2 separate regions of the Homo sapiens genome follow, and region 2 is linked to region 1. Evidence: chromatin loops called from intact Hi-C (ENCODE). Cell type or tissue: dorsolateral prefrontal cortex. All regions are shown on one strand. Each heading gives the region's core, and the rest is flanking DNA. Links, peaks and the distances in the headings are about the cores only.

Region 1 (8,002 bases), core at 2,036-7,035:
TCAGTTTCCTCATGTGAAAATGAGATACAGGTGCTCCTCAACTTAAGATAATGCTACATCCCAATAAACCCACCATAAGTTGAAAATATCTTAAGTCAATTTCCATTTACATCTAACCAACCAAACATCATAGCTTAACCTAGCCTATCTTAAATGTACTCAGAATATTTACATCAGGCTACAGTTTGACAAAATTATCTAACACAAAGCTTGTTTTATACTAAAGTGCTGAATATCTCATGTAATTTATTGAATACTGTTGCTGAAGTATGGTTTCTATTGAATGCGTATAGCTTTCACACCATCATAAAGTCGAAAAATCCTAAGTCAAACCACTGCAGCCGAAGTATCTGTAATAACAGTACCCGCCATATCAGGCTGTTTTAAGAATTAAATGAGCGAACACTGATAAATTATTTAAAACAGTGCCTTGCATACACTAAGTACATAATAACTGTGAGCGGGTAGTCATGAGGAAAGCAATGGTGCAAGACCTTATCATTTGCTTGAACAACTGCAACAGTCTGGTTTTTTTGTGTGTTTTTTTTTTGTTTTGTTTTTTGAGACAAGGTATTGCTTCTTCACCCAGACTGGAACGCAGTGGTGTGACTGAGGTTCGCTGGAGCCTTGATCTCCTTGGCTCAAGTGATCCTCCCATATCAGCCTCCTGAGTAGCTGGGACCTATATCCTGTGGCATTTTTCTTACTCCAATTATCCAGGCCATAATAAACATACATAATAGCGGAAGGAGAAGATAGGACTGATGATGGAAATGGCAATTAAAAATACATGGTGCTATTTTCCCAACAAGAAAATGCATGGGAAACTACACATGGAAAACATACCAACAAACTTATGAAAAATCCTTATGAAATTTTCTAACTCTTGGTTTAGGATATTTATCTTCTAAAATATTTTTTATTCCCACTTTTATAATGTCAAAAACATCTTATAATTCCCACAAGAATTATTCCTGAATTTAAAAATATCATATATAAAACAACTATACATTTAAAAATCACTATACTATTCATGACATTACCAAAAAAATATATAAAATTCCTGAATTTCAAACTTGGGGAAAAGGATTTGATTATTTTCTTCCCCTCTTTTCAGATACTTGTGACTGGTGTGACAAACTGAGGACTTTCAGAGATATCATCTTTGGAGATGATGAGATTTGCTTGTGGTAAAAAGTATAAACAAAGAAATGGCTGGAAGCCAGCCAGGAGGAATGCCAAAGAAACTCCTAAATGATCAGACCACAGAGCTAGTAACATAATTAAAACCACTAGGCCACGGAAGGTATTTTACATTTAAACAAGGAACTTTAGAACAGATGGGGTCCATAAGAGATCAGGGGGAAAAGCTACCCAACTCCAGAATCACTGCATAGGTAACAGTGTTAGCTCAGGGCACAGCTGGATACTCACATGCAGCCACAGAGATCAAGAAAAAAAAGAAAAGAAAAAAAGGTAGAAGAGTTCATTTAGGTTGATATGAGGAAAAAATTATCCTTTGTTTTCACATTACAAAAGTGGGTTTTGAGTCATTAAAATATTTTAATAAAATGTTTAAAATATTCATTAAATTCTATAAGCCCATTATTTCTAGAGGGCTATAATATTTTATTATTACATTTGCATCTACTGTCCCTTAGCTAAAATACATTTTCTTTAATATATTTAACATGAAAAATGTAAGGCAAAAATAAACTATTAAGTTTCTTCTATTTGGCTTCAAAATAAGAAGTCATCATAAAGAAATATTAAAATATAAGTATACAACGATGTTTCATTGGAAATGCAGATCTCCCCACTCACTCCCTGCAAAATTCCCTTCCAAGGACAATGCAAAGCCAATATTGGAAAGCACTTTCTATTAGCTCTCAACACCTGGCTTTCTCTCCCCTTGCCTCAATTCCTTACTCCCTTCTCTCCCTCCCTCAGTGGCGTGCTGAGGGCTGCTCACACCAGCTCCCGAGAGCAGATGGTGTACAACTCTTCCCTTTCTCTAGTCGCATCATCCTTGGTAGCTTGAGATTGATCATAGTGAGCGTATTTATACCAATGAAATTGGCAAAGGCTATTAATGGGAGTCTTTCCCTCTCTCAGAGAGCTGAGTCTCTTGTTAGCACATCACTGCCATACTTTCCCACCTTAAGTCCACATTCTTAGCTGTCTCAGACCCACTGCAGCCCATAGCAATTAGTGTCAAGTTAATGAAAGCTAGTATATTGGCTGTTACTACCTCAGAAGTGCGTTGAGCTGAAGACTTCTTGCGTCTCCATCTCAGCTGCTCTCTGAGGTATCAACAAATCAAAAGTTCTCTTTCCAACACTGCCTTCACTGAAGTTGTCTTATTTAACTTCCTATAAATTTGCATCCCTCATCTGTGGGTTTGGTGCTCCTCAACTGTTCTTACAAAAACAGTCACTCATAATACATTGAATTATCCCTTATCATGCTGTATCATTTGCTATACTGTCTATATGTTCCCATTAGACTTTGTGTCCAACAAGGGCAGGCACTACGTCTATCTTTTCCAACATCAGTATAGTGCCTGGGACACAGTAGGAAAACAATAAATACTGGTTAAGTAAATCAATGAAGCATTGTAAGATAATTACTCTGCAATGGCTGAAATGATGACAAATGTAAACTATTAATTTCTGTTGAGAGTTAAATTGTGTCCCCCAAAAAGGTCCTAACCCCTGGTATCTGGGAATGTGACCTGATTTTGAAATAGTGTCTTTGTAGACATCATCAAGCTAAAGCACATTAATACTAAATTAGGGTGAACCTTAAATCTAGTGACTGGTGTCCTTGAGAGGGAGATCTGGAGACAGAGACACAAGGAAGAAGACCACTGATGACAGAGATAGAGAGTAGAATGATAAAGCTACAAGCCAAGGAAACCGAGGATTGCTTGCAGCCCCCAGAAGCTAGGTAGAGGCAAGGGAAGATTCTACTCTAAGCCTTTGGAGGGAGCATGGTTCTGGTGACACCTTGCTTTTGGACTCCTAGCCTTAATTTTGGACTTTAGTCTCTAGAACTGTGAAAGAATGTATTTCTGTTATGCTAAGCCATGTAGGTTGTGGTAGTTTGTTATGGCAACCCTAGAAAACTAATATATCTTCCTATCAACTGCCCAAATTCAGATTGCCCACAAGGAAAAGTGATGGTTTTACTATTTGTTGTTCATTTTCCCTTTAATCTATGCATAGTTACAGATATGGATAAACTAATGAAGTATTAACTTAAAAAGCAACATGTTTGAAATACAACATTCTACATAGTAATTTGTGAGGAAAAATTTCCTTTATTGACTAAATTGTTTTTATTGAAAATATCAAGTTTTAAAGAATCTATAAACATGTCATGTTTAAGTTAAAAAAAAAGAGAGAAATGAGTTGTCTTAATCTGTGCACATTACTTTGCTGTAATTGTTACTATTCATTTTTTTAATGGTTACTTAATACTATAGAATAAGGTAAACCACATTTTAGGATTACCAAGAATTTTATCAATTATTCAGGGTCAGCTAGTGTTTAGAGGACAAGATCTCCTAAAATGCTGCCCTTTCTTACTCTGATTTTTGTTACAAATTTTTTTTGCTTTCATCTACACATGACCTAATATTTTAGTAATACTTGTCTATTCCTTTTTAGAATGTCTATTTAAAGGGAAAAATATTTTAAGAGTATAAAGACAGAGAAAGCAGGATAAAAAGTTATTTCTAGAATAATTTTCATTCCTTTAGCATGACCAATGATATAGAATCGTATCACCCTTCATGTCATAAGTGAATAAATGAATAATATTTTTCTATGTAGGTATGTGATGCACAGAAGTTTTTTTTAAAGATAAATTTCAGTTTTGAAGCAGAAAATTATGTTTCTTACAAATAATTAGTAAATCAGATAGGTAAACTGGTAGAAAGGTTCACATACAAGCTAGTATTTAAGTTGGGTCTAAGGGAAGGGCCTTTATCAGCTAAAAGAAACAAATTTTATAAGAGAAACCAAATACTGTTGCCATTTTAGTAGAAAATACAGTTTTTTGTTAAAATTTCTTTGTTTATCAAATTTATATAATAATTTTCAAATAAAAAAGTAACAAATATTTTTGCTTCTATTGGCAAGGTATATATCCCCTTCCCAATTCCGTATTCTTCCCCCTAAGATATCTCTGAAGAGATCTTTTTTGCTTTCTTCTTATTCTGTGGCATTTTTTCTTTTAAATTATTTCTTGTCTTACTCCAGCCTCTAAAGTATACAATTTTAAACATAAAGTGTTTTTCCTCCTTTTACAGATGGGTGATCCTTTTATGCCTCTCCTGGTCATGTAGCTCCACCTGCTGGTCATCCTTCAGCATACCATCACCAGGGTCTGCCAGACCCAATTTTAGCTTCAGGTGTTTGTTTTTTAGCAGTTCTCTTTATCAGAATGGATGTTTTATGACTTTTATTCTTTTTAGAGGTCTTTAAAATATCAAAGAGAAAATTTATTTATTTTTGCAAAAAAATAGGATATGCAATTACCACATGGCCCTGTTAGACCCTTTTACAAGCCTAAGATAAAGAATCTTGGCAATTTTATTTTTCCTACGTCCTGAAACATTTGCTATTTCATTACCCTAGGAATTATTTTATTATTCACCAATTACTCATAACTATGCTAGAAAAGACTGAACAAGATAATGGAAAAATGGTGAAGATACCATTAAACTAAAATCTAATAATGCTGGTGAAATTAATCATGTCACGAAAATTTTGATACTATGAATTTTCAGATGCCAATGTCCTAGATGAATTTTCTCAAGTTAAGAACAGACAAGTGAACAATATATTTCTAAGAACAAAAAAAAATGATGCTTATACAAAAGGAAAGACTTTATTACACAATAGTTTGTGAAAAGAACCTGGGTTATCTTTTTTGCTAAAAGCATGTGTGACAACAGTACTCTTTGATCTTTTATGTTTATAGGCCCACATTTACTTGATATAGTTTCTAAGAAGACATGCTGACATTATGTGCATATATAAAAGTGATTAAAAAGAAATATATGATGTTAATGTGAAAAAAACCCACTGGACTAAAGAAATAAAGGGTCGATGGTACTCAGTAAATGGTGATAACTGTTTTTTCTGATAACACCAAACATTAAAGACTTGTAATGCAGAGCTAACATTTAGTCAATGCCCTTAAATATTCTATTTCAAAATACCTCAAGGGGGAATGAAATTTTTAATGAGTGAAACTAAATACTCTTAAAAATAATTTAACAAATAATTTCTGTGGTTCACATCTCCCTAAATGATTAAAAAATAATTTTCAATTTAGTATTCCACCTGGTTCTGGTATATTTTCCAATTTTATGTAACTGATATAATTAATAAATTCTGATTACAGTCAGGCACAGTAGCTCACACCTGCAATCCCAGCACTTTGGGAGGCCAAGGCAGGCAGACCGCTTGAGCCCAGGAGTTCAAGATAAGCTTGGGCAACATAGGGAGATCCCATCTCTATTAAAAAAAAATGATAAAATAAAATTCTGATTATGATGCTAGCTAATATCTTTTCCATATGACTGTTAAATTTTATATTTTATAGACCTCACACTTTTACTTATTTTTAAATATTCAGTTCTTTAATCAATGTAGAATTTAGTTTTGTGAATGAAATGAGGTTACAAGAGCTAGCCTTATTTTTTCCAAATGGTCAATTTTCTTAGTACAAATCTTTCTCCTACTGATTTGAAACACTACCTTCAGTCAAAACCAAATCCCATATACAGATTGTCCCAAACTTATGAGAGTTTGACTTAGGATTTTTCAGCTAACATGGAAGTGATATGCATTCAGTAGAAAGCATACTTTGAGTACCCACACAATCATTTTGTTCTTCACTTTCAATGCAGTATTCAATAAATTACATGAGATATTCAATACTTTATTATACAGTCGGCTTTATGTTAGATGATTCTGACCAACTGTAGGCTAATGTTAAGTGTTCTCAGCACATTAAAGGTAGGCTAGACTAAGCTATGATGTTCAGTAGGTTAGGTGTATTAAATCCATTTTGCACTTACATTATTTGCAACTTAGGGATGTAACCCCATCATAAGTCAAGGTGCACGTTGTAGACAAGTGAATCTTATCTCTTTATGTACTCACGAATCAGTTCCACTAAATCTATATGTTTGGCCTGCATCAATACTACATTTTTTAGAGTTATAATAGCTTTAGAATGTGTTCTGTTATCTAGCAGAGCAAATCTCTTATCTTGTTCTTCTTTCTCAAAACTAATTAAGCTATTCTTGAGAATTTATTTTTGATATAAATTTTAAAATTATGTTTTTGAGTTATACAAAAATCCTTTTGTTATAATACCATATTCAGTAAGTAATTTGGAGAGGACCGACATTTTTACAGTATTGAACAGTATTATCCAACATTTGTTTGTTTATATTGCCTGTTATGTCCTTAATAAAATTTGACAGTTTTCTTTACAATATACATTTCTCATTATTTTATTGCTGGGTATTTTATTTCTATTATGAATAGTATCCTTTTCCAATTACATATTCTACTGAATTTGTGCCAATGATTAGAATATCTATTTATTTTGATAAACATACTTTTAAAAATAAGTTTTATCAAAGCAATATATGCACATATTTTTTAAAAATCAAACACTACACAAGGGCATAATAACTCTTTTTCATTTCTCAGTTCACCAACCCAGACCAAAAACTTTTACATGTGTTTGTTTTTAGTTATTCCGGTACTTGCCTACATTTTTAAAAAACATGTTCTTCTTACTTTTTCTTGACTTGATGACTGGGGGTACTTTTTGTTGACCCCTTGTTGTCTCTGGCTTTCCTCCCCACTCAATTTGGCTATATCACATTTTTACCTCCTCTTTTGGTGACCTTGGTTACTTTCATAATCTAATACCTAAGGCTGGGCGTGGTGGCTCATGCCTGTAATCCCAGCACTTTGGGAGGCCGAGGTGGGTGGATCACGAGGTCAGGAGTTCGAGACCAGCCTAGCCAACATGGTGAAACCCCATCTCTACTAAAAACACAAAAATTAGCTGGGCGTGGTGGCGTGCTTGTAAGCCCAGCTACTCAGGAGACTGAGGCAGGAGAATTGCTTGAACCCAGGAGGCAGAGGTTGCAGTGAGCCAAGATTGCGCCACTGCACTCCAGCCTGAGCAACAGAACGAGAGTCAGTCTCAAACAAAACAAAACAAAACAAAAACTAATACCTAAACCTCTGACGAATTCAACTAAAGATAAAATTCTCCATATTCTATTTCATGAAGACAATAGCACCGCTACTATTCCATGTACATTTCCTTCCCTCTCTGCCTTCCAACCTGTTAACTGCACTTGTACATTTTCAAGGCTGCTAACATTTGCATTCTATTCTGTAATCATAATTCATTCTTCCCTGCTTTGTCCAAGGATTGACTCTAAAAGCTGAAAACCAATACTTATATCACATGACTATTTAAATACTGTCCACTGAAAAACAAAGTTTTATGCTACAATTAGATTTTCTCATCTATTTCTTTAAAGCCTTGATCCACATGACAATGTTCAAATGAATTCCCTTTCTCACACTCCTAGCAACTGTTCAAAATCATGCCACATCTGAGGGTGCTTTATATTTGAAGCATGCTTTCTTGTAAAGTTTGAAATGTTTCTTTCTCCCTTAAGTTTCTGATTGTCATTGTTTTTTTTGATGGGCGGGCGGATGAAGAAATGTATGCTTTCTATGTATACATCATGTCCTTAATTTCCTCCAGCTTCTTACTCAATCCATCTACTACTTAAAATTCATTTCATTTAGTTTGAGGTCCACTCACTTCCTATTCTAATTTGGAGGATCTGCCTCTCATTTGGACCATTCTTATACAACTTATCTTTAAGTTTTTTGTTGCATTCTTATGAAATATTTATTTTCTTATTAAATGTAGAAGTTATTTTTAA
Region 2 (8,002 bases), core at 1,876-6,875, 810 kb before region 1:
AATAAGAACTTTGAACATTTGTTCACCCAGGCTTCAAAAATGCACTTAAATTAGAAATGTTTAACATCTCTAAGAACTTGATACACTGCTAACTTTGAGAAGCACATACACGATGTTTCAAAAGAGGCCATCAATAATGACGTTCTTTGTAGAACTGTTTTAATGGCAAGAAACTAATTGGCTTCCTTTAAAATACACACACACACACACACACACACACATACACACACACTTATACACTCAGACCCTCCTGTTATCCTCTCTTGGTGATTATTTCTATCCTGCAGGCTAGGAGAATCTGGGCTTGGTTTTATAAACTAAGCTGAATTTCACTAACAAATGAGATCATTGAGATGACCAGGAGATGACCAAAGACCAGGTGACTCTGAAAGAACCTGAGTTAGGACATCAAGGCCCAGCACCCCCCGTCATAGAGAATCTGCCTCTTTTCTTCTCTTGGAGGCTGAGAGGTGTTTTTTTTGTTTGTTTTGTTTTTTGTTTTTTTTCATTAACTGCTTCACTTCTCTGGTATTTCCTCCATCATTTCTCCACCTCCTTTAATCTTAGAACATAGCTCTCCCTGCTCTTGAAACAGTTCTTAAAAGTGCTTCATTATTCACATCCTCTCTTGCAGCACCATCCAAACCATTTGTTTTCCTCTCCAGCAAAGCACCCCCTTTACGACTGGCAAATCAGAGGAACTTCCCTTTGCTCCTTTCTTTCCCAATCAACTTTATCCTATGTGTAAATTCTTCCTTTATTTGTTCCTTGATTTCTGTTATTCGTGCTCTATTTTTTCTATACAAATAAATTTCTTCATTGAAAGCCTTTAGTCTCATTTCCTGCCTTGAAAGTATTCTCTCTTTTGCTTAATTAAGACATGCTTCATCCCTTGATGATCTTTTTAAATGGAGTTTCTGCTTATAATTTTTTATTTCCACATATCCTAAAGCGAATTTATTCCTCCTACATAGAACTTTACTAGAATTTTCAGATTTTGAAAATCAATTTGACTATTATCTTAAAATTAGAAGGAAAAAGGAGTATTCATTCAGATGTCAGATATATATATATATATATATATATATATATATATATATATATATACACACACACATATATACATCCAGATGTTATTTTTCAAAAGACAAATTATTTACTGTCTGTGGTAGATATGGTGCTAGGCATTTGGGCTATACTGTTGACAAGTGGAGACTGACTCTCCACTCCCAGAGTTTTAGGGTTTACTCTGGAACTAGGTATGCGAAGAAACAGCAGAATCCTATGAAGTTGCACCACCATGAGGAGTACAAGAACCCCTCATCAGTAGGAAGTGATCATAGAGGTCCCAACAGGAAGAGGAAAGTGAAATTGACAGAGGAGACAAAGTTTGCCAAGCAGAGAGCTGAAGAGCAGGTGGGAGAATGGACAGAAAAAAGGCCTTCCAAACAGAAAAAGGAAAACAACAAAAAACAAAAACAGCATCTTCCAAGTTAAAGAAGAGTAGAGAGCATGACATTTTTAGGGAATTACATGTGCTAATTGCCTTAACAGAGATAAAATCCGATAATGCAGCCAGCCTGTTAGCAACAATAGCCCCTATTTATGGAAAATTCACTTTCTGTCCAGGAGTTTATGTTATCTTACTTAGTCCTAACAACTTTACAGTAAAGACATCCCCATTTTATGGATGAAGAAACAAAGGCTTGAAGTATTTTTTAATGTGTCCAACCTCAATTAGCTAATAAATGGTGATGTTGGGATTGAACTCAGCTGTGTATGACTCCATAGCATGCACTTCTTCAACTACGCTAGTATCTCTTCCAATTTTCATTCTGTAGATGTAGGGGAGCCAGCATACAATTTTATACAAAGGAAAAACTTGGTCTTATTTGCAGAGAACTAGTTTGAGAAGAGATGAATTGTAGGTAAGGAGTCCTTTATGCAGACTATTTTAATAATCTAGCAAAGAAATTACAAGGACCTTAATTGAAATAGGCAGCTATCAGGATAGAAAAAGAAAATGTAGCTCCAAAAATAACTAGGAATTAGAAGGAAAAGACCATAATGACTGGCTAAGTGTTAAGGAAAACTAAGGGGGAAGCGTTTCAAGGGTGTCTCCTGGATTTCTGAGTTGTGCAAACTGATGGTCAGTTGTGCCCCCTAATATAGAGGAGAGTGGGGTGGGACAAAATGTGGCTGGTGAATTTGGGTTTTGGCCAGTTTGTCTATGGAGCAGGCTAAGGTGTGCTACAGGCAGGAAATTAGGTGGAGGCTCAAAACTGAGGTCAGAATTAGAAATTAAAAATGCAGGTAGAATGAGTTTGAAGCCATGGGAAGGTAGGATATTGACCAGGAAGCATATGAAGTGTGAAAAAAGACAGATAAAGGCAGACAAAGGAGGGAGCAGAGAAGAGAAGTTGATGGAGTCTAAAAGGCCTCCATCACTGCAGGAAGTGAAAAAGAGGAAAGTGGAGTTGGAGAAACAGAGACAAAAGCAATTGCTAAGATAGCATAATCATGGCAGTGGCCAGGGCATTCCCCAATGATGATGGCACCTCTGGTTCTCAAGATCTGTGTAATCCCCTCCCTTAAATGGGGGCTAAACTGAGCAGCTTGCTTCCCACTAACAGAATATAGCAAGGGTGAATGAGGTTAGGTTATAAAAAGGCTGCACTTTTGTCTGGGGCATTCCCTTAATCTCTCTTGAATTGCTCACTCTTGTGGAAGCCAGCTGCCACACCTTCAAGCAGTCTTGAGAAAAGGGAAGCCAGCTTCCAAGTTAGCAGCCTGGGGATAAGCCACATGGCAAGATACTGAGGGCTGCCGGCAACCACGGAGAGAGTCAGAAACAACACTCCACCACTAGAGCCTTGAGGTGGCTGCAGCCCCCCGCCAACAGCTTAACTCTCACCTCATGAGACTCAGAACCAGAACTACCCTGCCAAGCTGTCTGTAGATTTCTGGTGTACAGAAACTGTGCAATAACAAATGTTTCTGGTTGGTTTGTAAGCCACTAAATTTGGGATCATTTGTGTGCAGCTATAGGTTACCACTATAATAACCCTGCAAATGTAGCCCCAAGAGTAAGATAGGACTATAAGGGCCTCTGCACATTCTGCAGTCACAATTTATATTTTTGTTATACATACATCTGTCCATTTGGGGAGGTCATGTATCATTTCATTAACATATTTTGGCCTATAAAGAGGTGGATAGATACGCACTAAGAAGCAATCGAGTATCATGGTAATGGATATAGACTGAAATCCCAACACTTGAACTGCATTTCCTGCTTTAGCTCTTACTACCTGTATAACATTGAGTGTGCTTTTTTTGCCTCTCTGCCTTTGATGTCCTTTTTCACATGAAGGGCAATAAGAGTAGCACCTCTAGAACTGTCAGAAGGAATACATGAGCTAGTGCATATGACTCTTAAAACAGTTCCTAGAGCATTGTAGACATTCAGTCAACATTAACTACTGCTATTATTATCGTGGTGGGCTGGGACACTGAGGTGGATGTAAATAAAGAAAAAGAAAAAGAAAAAGGAAGAAAGAAATACTTCAATCTATTTTCTTACATTGACTAAACTGTCACCTCTATCAGTCAGTCTTTTTTTCCATTGCTTCACCTCTTCTCCCGAGATACACTTCCTTATTCAATACATTCACAAGCTTGACCTTTTTTTGTTCTTGATTCACTTTCATATAAGCTCCTTCCCAGATTTCATCTCATGCATCTTTAGGACAACTATTCATTAGCCCTAACCCAACTCTAACCAACCCACACCTAACCCCAAGCTTAATCATACTGACAAGTGTTATAAAACCACAGGCCTATGTTCTTAATATGCAGAAACCCCCACTTAGTACTTCACCCCTGTTCTTCAGGCTACATCTTTGCCTGGTGTTGTGTGCTGAAGCCCTCCAGGAGCCAGCTTCACTCACATCTTACCTGCCTGAGCTACTTGCTTTAAAATTGTAAGAAGGGACAGATGACTTTTCTTAGATCCACAAGGCTTCCTCCACCTTCTCCTACTTATCCTAGGGGATACACTAGTTCTCTTCTCCTATATCCTTACCTCTGGGGTTTGGGTCCCATGTTCTATGGATTAGTCATTCTCATGGTCTTGGATCTCTGCAGTTCACACCTCTAGAAGGCCCGTTCACTTCTTTCTTCCACTATGGACCCGTCTTCTGGGGCAATGGATTATCATGTCCATTGTTGAGCAGGGCTGTCTTAATCCCATGCTGTTGACAGCTCTTCTGACTGATCTATATAATACTCACCACCTCCCCATTTCCCATCCTCTCTGCATTTTGCCTTCGGTCTTCTGTGGCTCCCCTCATCCTATCTCGCCTTACACCTGTAGGTGGCGCCCATGCACCGGTGAGGGCAGATGGCGCCTGTTCTGTCCCTCCTGTCTCCCCCTGGCTGGGCTCAGACAGTAGGGAAGATCGGCCCTTCTTCCTCACAGAGACTCTCCATCAACATAAAGACATCACTTCTGGGTCCTTGTTCTCCACACCTGGAAGGCTTCCACGAACAGCATATTTCCTGGAATAATTTCTTAAGCTGCACCTATAATTTGTTTATCTTTGGACTTATAAAATAAGCTTAACATGTCTCAGCCTGGCTGTCCTCATCTGTGGAGGCCATCTTAAATGGTGGTGGTTTGACAGGTTATTATTTCATCTTAAGTGATATAATGTATGCAATTGCTGGGTACAGTCTCTGGCACATGGTATACGTGTAGTAAATGCGTTGTTATTATTACTGTTGGTGTCATCCTCAACATCATCAGCCCCATCATACACAAACCCATAGTCCTTTGCCCCTTAGGTGAAAAGTTCCTGGAATGTGGTTTAACTCCAGCTTCTCCTGCAGTTATAATTCTATATCCCCAAATCTGTCTTTTTCCTTTCCAAAAATATCACCATCCCCAAAGAAGGCCCGATTGTTTCAATCCCACTGCTTTATTTCTGGAAAGAATGGTGAGAATTTTTAGCCCTAAACATGCTAAATAAAATCACAAATTTCTTCTAAGAGTTCTGTCCCTTTTTCTCCTATACATTCTCCAAAATAAATCTATTTTCTCTATTGATCTAAAGCTCACAACAAACTTCTTGTTGAAAAATATTTGATTTACTGAAAAATATTTCCCTTGGCTACCTCCTAAGTGAACTGATAGGGTACCCAGCCACATAATCTCTTGTTGGACAGCTCTTCTTTTCATCAAAAGAATCCTTGCAACAAAAAGCACCTGGAATGGCAGGTTACGATGCTCTCCTCTTCTTTCGCAAACTTTCTAGATTTTCTTTCCTTCTCTATTCTATTTCTTTTTACTTATGAACTATATGAAAGGCAAAACAGACAAACTGGCCATTAGGATTTCAATAATTCCCTTACTTTCTCCTCCACATTCTATTTTCCCTTACCGTTATTCACCCTCACCTCACTCTTCCACATTTCTGCTGTCTCTTCCCTTCCAGGTGCTCACTGTAGTGGACCCTAACCATGCGAAAAAGTCATAGCCAAAATTCTCTGTTTCAGCACACAGTACTCATACAGATTACTGACCCCAAGAGGTTGTATGAATTGGGCATACTCCTAGCTCTAACTGCCTCTGTTGGCCTCTTAGTCTCCCATTGCAATTGAGATGACATCTGCAACCTCTTCCTGGTATATCTCTCACAGATGGATCTGTTTTGAGTTCCTAACCATCCTGGGAGATAGTTTGATCAGATATCAGATTATAGATTAGACAATGCAAGCGAAAGAAAAGAACTTGCCTGAAGTCCATTTGACATATAGAAACCGGGATAAATTTACAATCTCACTACTTTCAGAGGTAAGCACTTTTCTTCTTATTATTTTTTTTAAAGAAGTCCTTTCCAAATATTCACAGTTGGATGTTTCAGTGCATGCTGCCCTTGTGTGAAAAACATTTCAACTTCCAATATTTTGTCCCTCTCCCCTCTGTGTATCTCACACTGACAAAGCCTGTTCCCCCTTGTAAGAACAAGAATCAGACTAATTGGCTCTGTAGGGTTGATTTGGTTTACGAATCCACATGATTCATGAATATGAATCACCCAGTATGCACATGGAGAGGAATAAATGGTGTGACTTTGGGCAAGTGTCTTTGACTCTCAAGTTTAGTTTTATCAATAATCAAATGAGAAAGTTAGATATTTGACCCTAAGATCCTTTATATTAGAAAATTTTGTAATTTTGCTATTTTAACAACAGCACAAATGATATTAAGCAAAATATTTCAATCTCCTTTCTTGATGATAATGATACTAAAAAACATAAAAGCATGGGGATATTTATAAGTCTGTATTAATAATAGTAACAAATATCACTTGTTCTCACTCATATCTGGGAGATAAAAAAATTGATTTCATAAAGGAAATGAATGGAATGCAGGTTACTAGAGACTGGGAAGGGTGGAAGAGAGGGTGGAACAAAGAGAAATTGGTTAATGGTTACAAAAATACAGTTAATAGAAGGAATAAATTCTAGTGTTCAATCACATAGTAGAATGATTATAGTTAACAAGAATTTATTATATATTTTCAAAATAGCTTGAAGATTTGGAATGTTCCCAACATAGAGAAATAATATGAGGTGATAGATACCCCAATTACCCCAGTTTAATCATTACAGACTGCATGAATATATCAAGATATCATCTGCAGCTCATAAATATGTACAACTATTATGTATCAATAAAAAATAATAACAGTGGGTAATCTCTAACGTGTGTTTACTCTGTGCCAGAATGTGCTAAGCAATTGTCATGGATGGTCTAATTAAACCCTCATAAGAACCCCATGAGTTATGTACTACTATTATACCTTTCTTTACAGAGGAAGAAACACAGGCACAAAGTTAACTAACTTGCTCAAGGTCCCTGGCAAGTAGCTGAGCCCAGATTCAAACTCAGAGACTGGGAGAATCCTCAGGCAGACTTCTTAGCCACTACACTTGACTACCTTTGCTTTCCTAATGCTTTTCAATGACTAACAAATAGATAAACAGTGGCTATTAATTTCCCAGTGTTATACAGTATTAATCCTCTAATTTAAGTAACCTGCAACTTTGCCTTTAATGGGTTATCAATAGCATATTTAGAGCTCTTTCTTGCAATTAGTTGTTGCATAAGAATTTCAAAATAACGTCAAGAATAACAAATAGTTTTTACTTACAAAGAGACTTGCAAATTGAATTTCCTTCATCTGTAAAACCTCTCCACATAAAATTAGTCATCCTATTTTATACTTTATTTTTAGGCTGCTTTATGTTCTCTTAACATTCAGTGTCGTTGAATATCAAAAATTGCAGCAATTCTATCTATATGTGAAGACTTTACTCACTTCCCAGAGGTTCCTGCTCAAAAATTAAAGTCCATGCTAATTTTAGGAATTAATGTATTTTTAAATAACATGCACCTTACCCAGCTTTTAAGAGATTTGTTATGAATAAGGAGTAATCATCATGCATATGTATCATGCTGAGTGTACATGTGAATTTAACAGTGAATATATTTCATATGATTTTTTTCTGCTATTTACTTTATGCTTTGATGAAGCGCCAAAACTAAAGTAATAGTCCAGACCCATACAATGCTAAAACATAGAAACTGCTACTCAGTTACTGAAAATTTACATTTTTATATAAAGATATAACACTTAATATTATTACTCTGTTGAATTATTAATCAGTTCACATGACAAATGTGATACAAATAACAATAATGAAAGTAGAAAAGAAGTTATTTAAACCCATTCATTCAAAAGACATGCTACTCAAGAGTGAAGTATAAGAAGGACAATTTGAACATGATTGTTTAGTTTCAGTGAAACACAAATTGGGTGACTCAAACAAGATTCTAAACACGCATTGTGATCTTCATGCATTGATGCTGTATTTCACAACTCTTGAGATGCTAGCATTATACCTAGGAGTACTGTCTGAGGGGCTATATAGGAAA

The links. Hi-C counts contacts between places; a loop is a spot of excess contacts. Peaks named below come from ENCODE experiments on the same cell type or tissue, not always from the same donor. Only the 100,000 strongest peaks of a DNase experiment are listed, where the experiment ranks them.
Region 2: a loop joins it to region 1, with 4 times the contacts of the local background. A loop is called at or near these places in 24 of 110 quality-filtered maps.

Annotation. Positions count from the first base shown.
Region 1 is chr18:62,127,147-62,135,148 of GRCh38, forward strand. The region is part of intron 14 of PIGN (phosphatidylinositol glycan anchor biosynthesis class N); the gene reads right to left. Among named protein-coding and RNA genes, the nearest start is that of PIGN, 56 kb to the right of the region's middle. In dorsolateral prefrontal cortex, for the core only: CTCF peaks have their summits at 4,370 (motif pointing left) and 4,582; a DNase peak (open chromatin) is centred at 4,375.
Region 2 is chr18:61,318,067-61,326,068 of GRCh38, forward strand. No RefSeq gene overlaps it. Among named protein-coding and RNA genes, the nearest start is that of CDH20, 11 kb to the right of the region's middle. In dorsolateral prefrontal cortex, for the core only: CTCF peaks have their summits at 4,387 (motif pointing right), 4,586 and 5,893; a DNase peak (open chromatin) is centred at 4,395; H3K27ac peaks cover 1,108 bases.